Regions from separate parts of the Homo sapiens genome. Here region 1 is linked to region 2. A link is an interaction called in ENCODE POLR2A ChIA-PET data of the cell type or tissue named here. Cell type or tissue: PC-3. All regions are shown on one strand.

Region 1 (5,000 bases), 160 kb before region 2:
TATAGTGATTTTGAGGTCCAGAGATTATTAGCTGTTATAGGAACGCTCTTTAAGTCAGAAGGAAAGCAATGGAAACAGGACATGTTAATATTCTTTTTGCCATTGTTTGTATGCTACTACGTGCAACTAAAAACTGAAGCTTATGAAACACTTCCACTCCTCACAACTGCCTGACTTGCTTGTTTGCCCATGTTGGTGTTTATTCCATCATTCATTCATTCATCAGACATTGATGCACCCTCAGAAAAGACAGGGTTAGGGGGACAAAATGTGTGAATGGAAGCGTTCCTCCGCATGGTTGAGAGCTGCAGGATCCCACAGACAAGTCAGCTGAGGCAGAAGTACAAGGCCTGTATTATGATTCGGCATAATGTACAAATTGCATTGGAAGAGACAGTGGCAGTGCCCGAGGCACTATCTGTCACTCTTGGTGAATTTGCAAATGCCTATCATAGAGGCAGTTTCCCAAGAGACAGAATGGTATCCTTTGGGCAAGGTTTCCTAAGCTTAGAACCACCTGAAGCATGTGTTAAAAACCGCAGCAGCAGCAGTATCAACAAAAACAGATTTATCAGCTCCACTTCAGCTCACTGACTCAGAATCTACAGGAATGGGTAATTTTTAACAAATGCTGAAGGTGGTTTTTATCATAAGGCAAGTTTAGGAAACTCTCCTCTTAAGACCAGTAAACTGTGAAACCCACAGAGGAAACCTGAGTTTAGAGTCCCATCCTTAGCCCTATCATTACCCCACACAGACTCAGTCATCCATTCATTCAGCAAACACCTTTTGTGCATCTACTATGTGCCAGCCTTGTTCTAGAGGCTGGGGATATTGTGAATAAGACTGACAAGGTCCCTGCTCTCATAGAGCTTATATTCAGACTCACCAGTGAGAACTGAAATAACTGTGGAGTATTTCACCCAAGAAGTGTCTTCCATTATGTGGATGAGAAAGGCAGAAAGAAGCTTTGTATTCTGGAGTAATGTAGGGAAGCATTCCCTCTTATGCACATGTACACAGCAAATATGTTTCTGGTGTCCAGAAATATCTATTATACTTACTATTTGTATGAGTTTGGGAAAATTGTTTGACGCCTCTGTGCTCAGTATCCCATCTGTAAAATAGGGATATTATACACACACACACACACACACACACACACACGTAACATTACATATATATCATTTACCATACAGAGTTGTTTCAAGGATTAAATTGGTCAACACTTTCAAAGTGCTTAGACAAGAGCATGTCACATGGTAAACACACAATATTATTTGCTATTATCATCCTCATTCTCATCATTGTCATTATCATTATCATATTCTTCCCTTTCCCCCATTACATCCCATGATTCCAGTGCCACTGAGGGGAAAATATGTTTGGCAACCCTAGTAGATCGTATTCCTTTATTTACATAGGCATCCACTTTTATACATATATATGTACTGAGAACTTGCCAAATTCAGGGCTTGGAACTAGGGTGTTAGAAATGTAAAAATAAGCTAGTAATATAAAAATATAAAAATAAGTGGAGTAGTTAAGCTCAATTGACAAAAACCTGTAGTTTAGGTAGAAGGTGATTATAAGAGTACAAATAAAGTATTCCAAGGGTTCAGAATAGAAAATGATTTCTTCCAGCTTGGGGACATTTGGGAAATTGGGATATCCTTTGGGGAAATGTAGTAATCAGTATATTCTGGGAAAACATAGTAGAGAATGAATAAATAAATTCCATTGAATTTGGAATATGTTGTCCATTCTCCCTGTAACTAATGCTATCAAGATAAAGTAGAAATACCACATTTCAGAAACAGCTGGAGTAGACAGGTCTTCATAGGCTAGCTTGGAAACCTAATAGCTATTAATAATGAAATTTTAATTATACTCTGGATTCTAAACAATGAACACACAGTGATCTTTTTGACTTGCTGCTTGTTTATAAGTTGGGGATGGTCTGAATTCATTGTTGATTCAAAAGAAAACGAATAGTGTTTTAAACCTTTTATTTACAGAGACTATAATTTGTCACCTTCCTACCAACATATCTTAAATACACCAAGACCTTTTACAGAAGCTTAAACAAGGGTGTACAGCTCTTGTTTTACTCCTCTCCCACCAATCTGCTTTAGCTTATCTGGACTTTGGTATGTAATTTGGAAATTGGGCTATGTTTTCCTCACTTAAATTGCAAAAAAAAAAAAATGATTAACTGAAATAACACTGCACATTATTCAGATTTAATTATGTTTGTAATACATCACCCAGTGATATGGGGCAACTTTTTGCTGTTCACTTTCCATCATGCATTTCTCATAACATATGGTCCTCATGAAATAGTTTTGATTCAGAGTCCCCAGTAGCATATGGCAAAAAAAAGGCCCCTCAAGTCACATGCAAAGTAGAGGCTAGCCTCTGTGCCCCAGAGGAGGCTCCATTGACTGCAAGCCAGCAAGCCTGGAATCTGAATTGGTGTCAGGGTCCCACTCATCATGAAGATTTTACATTTGGTTTGGGACTTTGGAGCATGAGGCTCTGGATGTAAAAGTCAGAAGAGATATGGCTTTTGTAATGTCTGCAGAGATTCCTGTGTCGATAAGGTCAGCAGAAAGTTAATAGATTTTTATCTTCTCATCACATGAACTTAATATAGTGCAACTGTTTGGTGCGGGTGAGATGGCGTAATGGGATGAGAATCCCATCACGCGTCTCAGATTTTTCACAAAGGATGTTTTAGGTCTGTAAGTGCATTTTTGCTTAAGGCTAAAAAAATCTATTACTCATTTACATAATAAAACTGTTAAATAAAAACTTTAAATGCTGTGCAACAACTCTGGCTAAAAACAATTTTAGTCAGAGCAGAACATGTTTTTTTCCTTTGTGCAGGTTATTCAATTACATATGAGTAAGAAAAGCTTGCATTTATCGTACTTTAACAGAACGTGAGCCAGTTCAACTTAAATGCCTTTAAGCAAATGCTCAGAGCCATAAGGCAGTTCCATTAGGACTGCTTCATCCTTACACCAGACTCTTAATAACTGCCGTGTGCCTGCCCTGAAGGGAAGGTCCTTTTGCCAGGCACTGGTACATGACTGGAAACACAAATGGAGGGAGGATGGTATGTGTGAATCCTGCCACCAAGACTCGCTTTAGGAGGGGATGTGGGGAAATGTGGAAGAAAAAACACCAGGCTGACTCCAGATGCCACCTTTGAAAATCTCTAGGTCATATTACTTTCAAACCAACCTACTGACTCGAGATCTGCTTTCAAGGCCACTCTGATCAGCTGCCCGAATTGGCTGTGAGGGTGGTTTCTGCAAACTAGGGATGCTCATAGGGGTATGCAGGAAAGCTGGGAGGCTGAAATGCAAGGAAACCCATGGAGGGACAGCACCAGGTCAGACTGACTAGCAGGCCTCAGCGATCAAACACGTCACACCTGTCTTGGCCACTGGTGCAGGTGTTCTAGGTCAGCTCTCACTGTGGTTATCAATCGCTGACAGTTGACAGTTTAATTTTACACCACAAGTACCTCATTACTTGTGTAGGCACTTGAAGAACATGTGGGCACTGGATCGGATCAGTGATCAATGACAAAGGTTGCATAGGGTGCAAGTGGTAGCAGTAAAAGTGAAGGTCTCCGTGCATGAGTTGGCAGTGGTAGGGATACATGACAAGGGGAGTTTAACTGACAAACAGTCTGTCAGGTTGAAAAGAATGGAGATTTGCCAGAGAGCTGGCTGTAGATTATAAAATATATCTCTTGATTTCAGGGGAAGGAAGAGGGGATAAAACCCCACCCCAAGCAGAGCCTTCCATTCTTGAAAGCGCTTACGCAAATTTAATGAATGTGTGGGATAGTAAATTTTTATTCTACGAGTGTTTATCTCATGACATAGACGCATTCAGGTGTGTAGGGATTTAAGATTATAGCAGGATTCAGTAATGCTATTTCATAAAGGGTGTGTGTTTGTACGTGTGTGCACACATCACACCAACTTTACCAAACCAGACCCATTGCTGTTTTAGATTGTTCCATGCCAGCTTATTATGGATATTCAATAACAAGAAAGTCATTCCACGTGAGTCCTTCTATTCTTACCAATACGATTTGTGGTCAACACCACCAAAATTGATTGTTTTATAGTGGTAGGAGAAAAATAAATTTTTTCAAGTATCTTTTGTAGTGGTATTTTAATAAATTCCTTGCAATTTCCCTCTCCCCTCAACTTTTTATTTTCTAAAAAGGAGTTTCTGACTTTTTTTCTTACACAAATATTTCTGCTGGTGTTGTTATTTTATGAAGAGACATTGGCTTTAAGAAAAAAGCCACATGGCATGAGTTTTATTTCATATTATGTGCTTTGTCTGTTGGAGTAAGACTCATTAGGCACACTGTACATAGCGTGGTAGAAGGAAGATGGATATCGAGACAAAAAAACCTGAGTTTGAATTCTACCTTGGCCACTTCCTGCTGTGGCGCTTGGGAGAATTATTAACAGCTTCAAGTGTGTTGTTCATTTATAAAGATATTATATTGCCTCCGTAAGTATCTAAAAAATTAAAACTTTTTTTAAAGTATTATAATACAGGATTGTGGAAAGAGTTCAATGAGGTTAAAATGGCGGAGACTCCAAATTTTCTCCCAATATCTATTCCCCTTCTCTGTCCTTTTAATAACACTACGACTTGAGCTATACTGAGGCATATGGCTATTCAGTTATAGGCTACATTTCTAGCCTCCCTTGGAGGAAGACATGATCATGCCATTAGGATTCTGTTCAATAGAATGTGAACAGAATTATGTTTAAATTATCTGCAATTTATAAAAAGAAGCTTCCTGTCCACCTTCCCCTCTTTTCTCCCTTCCTGCAGGTGGGAAAGTAGATGGATGGTAGTGAGTCAGCTCTGACCATATGGAGGAGAACAATACCCTAGGAGATGGCAGAGCAATAAGCGAGGAGGAATCTGGAACCCTGAATGTTCTTGCAGAGCAG
Region 2 (5,000 bases):
ATTGTTTCATTCACATGATGATGTGTCATGTCCTGAATTTTATATCCTGGAAAACACGTAGTAAGTCAAACTTGCTCAGACATGATGACACTACATAGACATGGCTGATTGTAAGAGGAGACAAATGGTTTAGTCTTAGATGTGAGATAAAAATTGGGGTTACTGGCAAGCATTAAATATTTATAAAGCAGCCAATCTTTGGTAGTCATCAGGGAGTGTTTCTGTATGAGGCGTGTCAGGCTTTATAATTAGTTATGGGACTTATTATTATTTGAGTTTTTTGCCATGCTATTTTCTGCCTGTGAAGGACCATTATTTTAAATGTGTAATAAGAAGAGAAATATTGTTTGAGAAAGTGGTCACTTTTCAGTTTTTAAACTTTTGAATAATAATTTATGTGACAGACTCAATCTAGTAGTGACTTTGAATTTTTTTAAATTACATTTTCAAGGATAGTGTTACACCAAAATAAAGATCATGAACTTTAGTGTAAGATAAAAATAATTCTAAAGGTAGGTATCTTCATCTGTCTTAAAACTTTCTCCATTAGGAATAATAAAAACAAAATAAAAGACACAAAGCAAACCTCACATTTTCTTCTGGAAAACACTGTACTTTTGATTCTTAGCAGAAATGGCCTTGTGAATACTTACGGCATTTGTAAATATAACTAAGAAAGGGCTTTTTTTTTTTTTTTTTTTCCTGAAAGAAAGTTGCTACATTACCATCATAAGTTTCTAAAAACTCTTCAGGGAGAGGAAAAGAAAAAAATCCTCCAAACCTTAATAAAAGTTCCCAGCAAAACCATTAGGGATTTCAATTATGAAGCTGTTCTCAAGACTCTTGTAAAGGTTATTTGTTGAACAATTTCTCTGTAACAGTGTATGACAAATTACTCGCTTGGCACTGTAAATGATGCACAAGCCCTTTAATTAGAATATAGCACTCGATATCTTTAAGACCTTCTAACATTTCTTAGTTAATATTATTCCTCATGAGCCTTTCCAAAGAAATGAGGACTTGTTTGTAGAATCGAAATGGGTGATGGAGGAGGGTGGACAGGGACCTTGCACAGGGCTGGGAATATCCAGAAGCCACACAAAGAAAGGAAGGCTCTGACCCCAACAAGTTTTGATTGCAAAGGCGACTCTGATAACAGAGTTTTTTTTTTATTATCCATTGCTTTTAGCCTTATTTACCATCAGGCTCTCTTGCCACAAGCATGCTTTTTAGTTCTGACAGCCCTGAATTATGGCCATTGTGGGATCCTATCTCATTAACTGAAATGGGAGAATAAAACATCAAACAATCATAAAAATAGTTTGGCACTGTGAAACCACTTAGGAGCAGCTGTCAAACAGGTTGGAAGATAAACTTCTAAATAAAAAGAATAGAGACAGCTGCAGTGTCCTGCCATATGCTTCCTCGGCATTATAGACTCCTTAATAATATGAAGTGCCCGTGTTTATGCAGAATAGGCCAGACACTCCATATATGATATTGATTATGCCTTAACCCCAATTTAGTAAAGAAGTACTCCTCCTTTTCCTAATCAGATATTGCAGAAGCAGTTTTCTGAAAGAAAAAAATGTCCCTAATGCCAAGCCATATTTTATCTGCGAAGGCTGTGGCGGGAGATAGGGCTTTGTCTTGACTGTCATTGTGGCTAGGAGCCCAGTTTTAGGACAGCAAGGCCCCTCTGGGGCTCTTCTCCAGCAGTTTCCATCCAGCGATTCAAAAACATACATCTTTATCAAGCTGTTGTTGTCAGACAACATTAGATAATTAATAGGCCATTTGTCAGCCTGCACAAAACATGTTAAAATCCCAAACACAATCAGGATAAATATAGTTGCTTGCTCTCTGAAGGCTTTTTGTTCTGTCATGCAGCCATTGCAGGCAGATATTTGCTATTAAATGAGACTCATTATTAATCACATCTAATGTTAATTAATTAACCACCTCTGTATATTGAGGGCTCTCTGTGACTTTCAATTGTTTTAAGAAGCTAATTGGTAACTTAGCAGTTTACATCTAAGTTACTATTTCCCATTCCATTCATGTAAGGATTTTATTTGGTGAAATATATTTGTTTGCATTTGAGAAATTTCCCTTAAAAAGCCAGCAGTTAAAGTTCTGTGTATAACTATGCAAGAAGTGATTAGGGAATGAAAGCTATGGAAAAATATGTAGCTGCCATTGCTTTTTCTCATGCCTAGCTTATTGAAAATAATTTTTTGTTATTTTCAAACCTTACAGAAAAATAGAAATATTCAACTCTAATTTTTAGTAGATGATGAAAATAAGGATGATACCCAGGGTTAGCCAAATTAGGTATTCATTCATTCACTCACTCATTCAAGAAATATATGGCAAGTATGTGTGCTCAGCTATTGGTCAATTCCAGGCCTTGTGGGAAACCTGGCCCCTCTGAAGCCGGCGCAGAACTGCATTTTAGTTGTTTGAAACTGTGAGCTACTAGAAAGCAGGGACTTGACATCCATGATACACATCCCCTTTGTGTCTAGTACTGTGTTCCTTTACGTGGTAGATGCTGAGTTTGTATTCCTAGAACTGAATCAACAAATTCCAATACAATGTAAATATCTTCTAAATTCTGACTGACTCATGAAGGAAGATGCATAATATAATTAACAGAAATAATAATATCAACATTGATCCATCATAGATTTATGTAGTGCATTTCAGTTTACCAATGGATTTCCCATATGTTAACTTATTTAATTTTTAAAATGTTAACTTATTTAATTTAAAAATTTTTAACAATCATTTTTGTCCTACAAATAAGGGAAAGGCGTGTGTTTCCTAAGCAGTCTCAAGCTTGACCTCTATCACTTGGCCTTTCAAAGAAATCAGCTTTGCTCTGCCAGTCTACCAAGCTGTAGTTGGGCATCGGCCGTGAGTAGTGATGACCCGGCTTACCAAAGCATCTGAGAATATTGATTGATGTCTATTGGAAGATTTGATCCATTCAAAGTTTTTTTAAAAATCGATGGCTATTATTTGGGAAGGACTACCTTGAGGGATCACATATATAAAAAAGCATTACTAGAGACTAGTATTTTGAGAAGAGGAATTATTTGAACATTTCATCAGATAAACAGACAAGCAGAAGTAAGGAGAAAAACAGTTCCCCATCTTTGTGCTTTAAATTATCAGTTAGCAGTGGGGCTTTATGCCTCAGTTTAAGGCAAACCATGTCTATTTTAAACATGCTCGCAGGATAGCTTTTTTCCACATCTATTATGAAAACATTTTAATGTCTTCTGTAATTCTTATTCATATGTAATTATGAATGTCTCACTAAGCGATAGAAATTTTGTGTAAACTGTATTTTACATAGAAATAAAAATCACAAGAATCATCAATGGTATAATACACTAAAGACATCTCTCTAAAGTGTAGCATACAAAATATAATTTATAACATTGCTCATTGAGACCTAGAATATTTTCCCTCACTATCTGGAACTTCTAAGAAATAGGCATAAGAAAGAATGGGACATTTTTCCACAGTTGATGACATGGATGGTGGAGTACCTGGAGATATATGTAGTGTTAAACAAACAGGTAAACATGTAACAAGCAAACCAAAAACCCAACAGCCAAGCCAGAGCTTTCTATCTACTTTCCCTTCTCTTTATAACCACTGGAACCTCTTCACAGCTAAGATGGTTAATATTTTCATAGTACATATTCCTATTCATTTTTACAAGTAGAGTTCTTTTTATGTATAAGACTTTTCTTTACAGAATACTTTTTAAATGGGAAATAAGATGCTGCGCACTTGTGAATATCACATTTTGCTTTTTTTTTTTTCACCATCTTAAATAAAGTCTAAATGAGAGAGAGACAGAGAGAAGTATTTTCAGTCCAAATACATAGGGCATGAAAATCTCACACACACATGCATAGAACAACTTCAGAGCTTAAATTGTTTTATCCCTGTTGAAGGGCTGTTGTTGAATTATGTGTAGGGTGGAGAAAGATGACTGGATTAAAAAAATGTCCTTTAGCTAACAAAGATCTAGATTGGAATTTAACTTGAACCAGTTTGAGTGATATTCCAGAGGCTTTTATTGCTGGAAATAATATTGAATGGAAAACAGTTAAGCTAAGTGGAAATATTTTATATCATAGGATGCCATATTCTGGATTATAATTATATGGCTTTTGCATTCGGTTCCCATTATGAACTTGTGAAAGATCCTTTTCTTCTTATGCAGAGCCTTGGCCTCATTTGTAATAACAGCTCCTGATGCACAGCTTTTGTGAAAATTTCTGCTTTTACTTTTTTAAGGTAAACTCAGTGGTATGTACGTGTAAGGAAGTAGGGAGATTGGCCACGTTGACTAAATCCATTGTCAGGATCTGTGTGTTTTCACGCTCTCTCTCTGAGGTAAAGAATGAAGGCTCCCTTCAAGAGAACACAGCGTGACTACTCCAACTGTCTTCTCTGGCCTCTTTTTTGTCATCATTTTTTTTTTTTCGTTTTGTCCTGAAGATGTAAGCTGCTGTTGTCTAGAGGGAGTGGAAAAGGTTTTTCTTAGGGATGTTAATTTCAAGGCTGAGTAGTTTCCAGTCACCAGGCCTTGCTGGAAGTTTCCTTCAAGATTTGCTTGGAGGCAGCAGGGGCCTATTTGTCTCACCTGCAAGGAACATGGCCTTAAAAAAAATAACAAGAACTTTTGGAAGCTTTTTTAATTAGCACCTTGGAGTCTTTGGCTTTAGACTGCTGATTTGTTAATTCTTGTGGTGATTTTCTTCCTGGTGCTGTGTGTTTAAAGTACTAAATCGTGAATTTCCCGTACAGTCTTCAAAGCTTTTCACTCAAGTGGCCAAATAGGTTTACGTTAGTGTCTTGAGCATGACACATATTTCAGAAATAATATTTGTTCTGGCATAGCCTAATAACTATAAAATTGAGATGCAAACCAGAAAAAATTTCTTTAAAGTCCGTAATGCCATTTTAGAGGGAAA

Evidence for each region. ChIA-PET counts read pairs that join two places held together with the same protein. Peaks named below come from ENCODE experiments on the same cell type or tissue, not always from the same donor. Only the 100,000 strongest peaks of a DNase experiment are listed, where the experiment ranks them.
Region 1: POLR2A ChIA-PET joins it to region 2 with 8 read pairs; 2 of 35 experiments call an interaction of 5 or more read pairs at or near these places.

Annotation. Positions count from the first base shown.
Region 1 is chr3:169,606,666-169,611,665 of GRCh38, reverse strand. All of the region lies in intron 1 of MECOM (MDS1 and EVI1 complex locus), which reads left to right. Among named protein-coding and RNA genes, the nearest start is that of MECOM, 55 kb to the left of the region's middle. In PC-3, no CTCF peak of the experiment used is centred here; no DNase peak of the experiment used is centred here.
Region 2 is chr3:169,450,092-169,455,091 of GRCh38, reverse strand. The region is part of intron 1 of MECOM (MDS1 and EVI1 complex locus); the gene reads left to right. The region is part of intron 1 of MECOM-AS1 (MECOM antisense RNA 1); the gene reads right to left. Among named protein-coding and RNA genes, the nearest start is that of MECOM-AS1, 4.7 kb to the right of the region's middle. In PC-3, no CTCF peak of the experiment used is centred here; a DNase peak (open chromatin) is centred at 61; H3K27ac peaks cover 1,329 bases.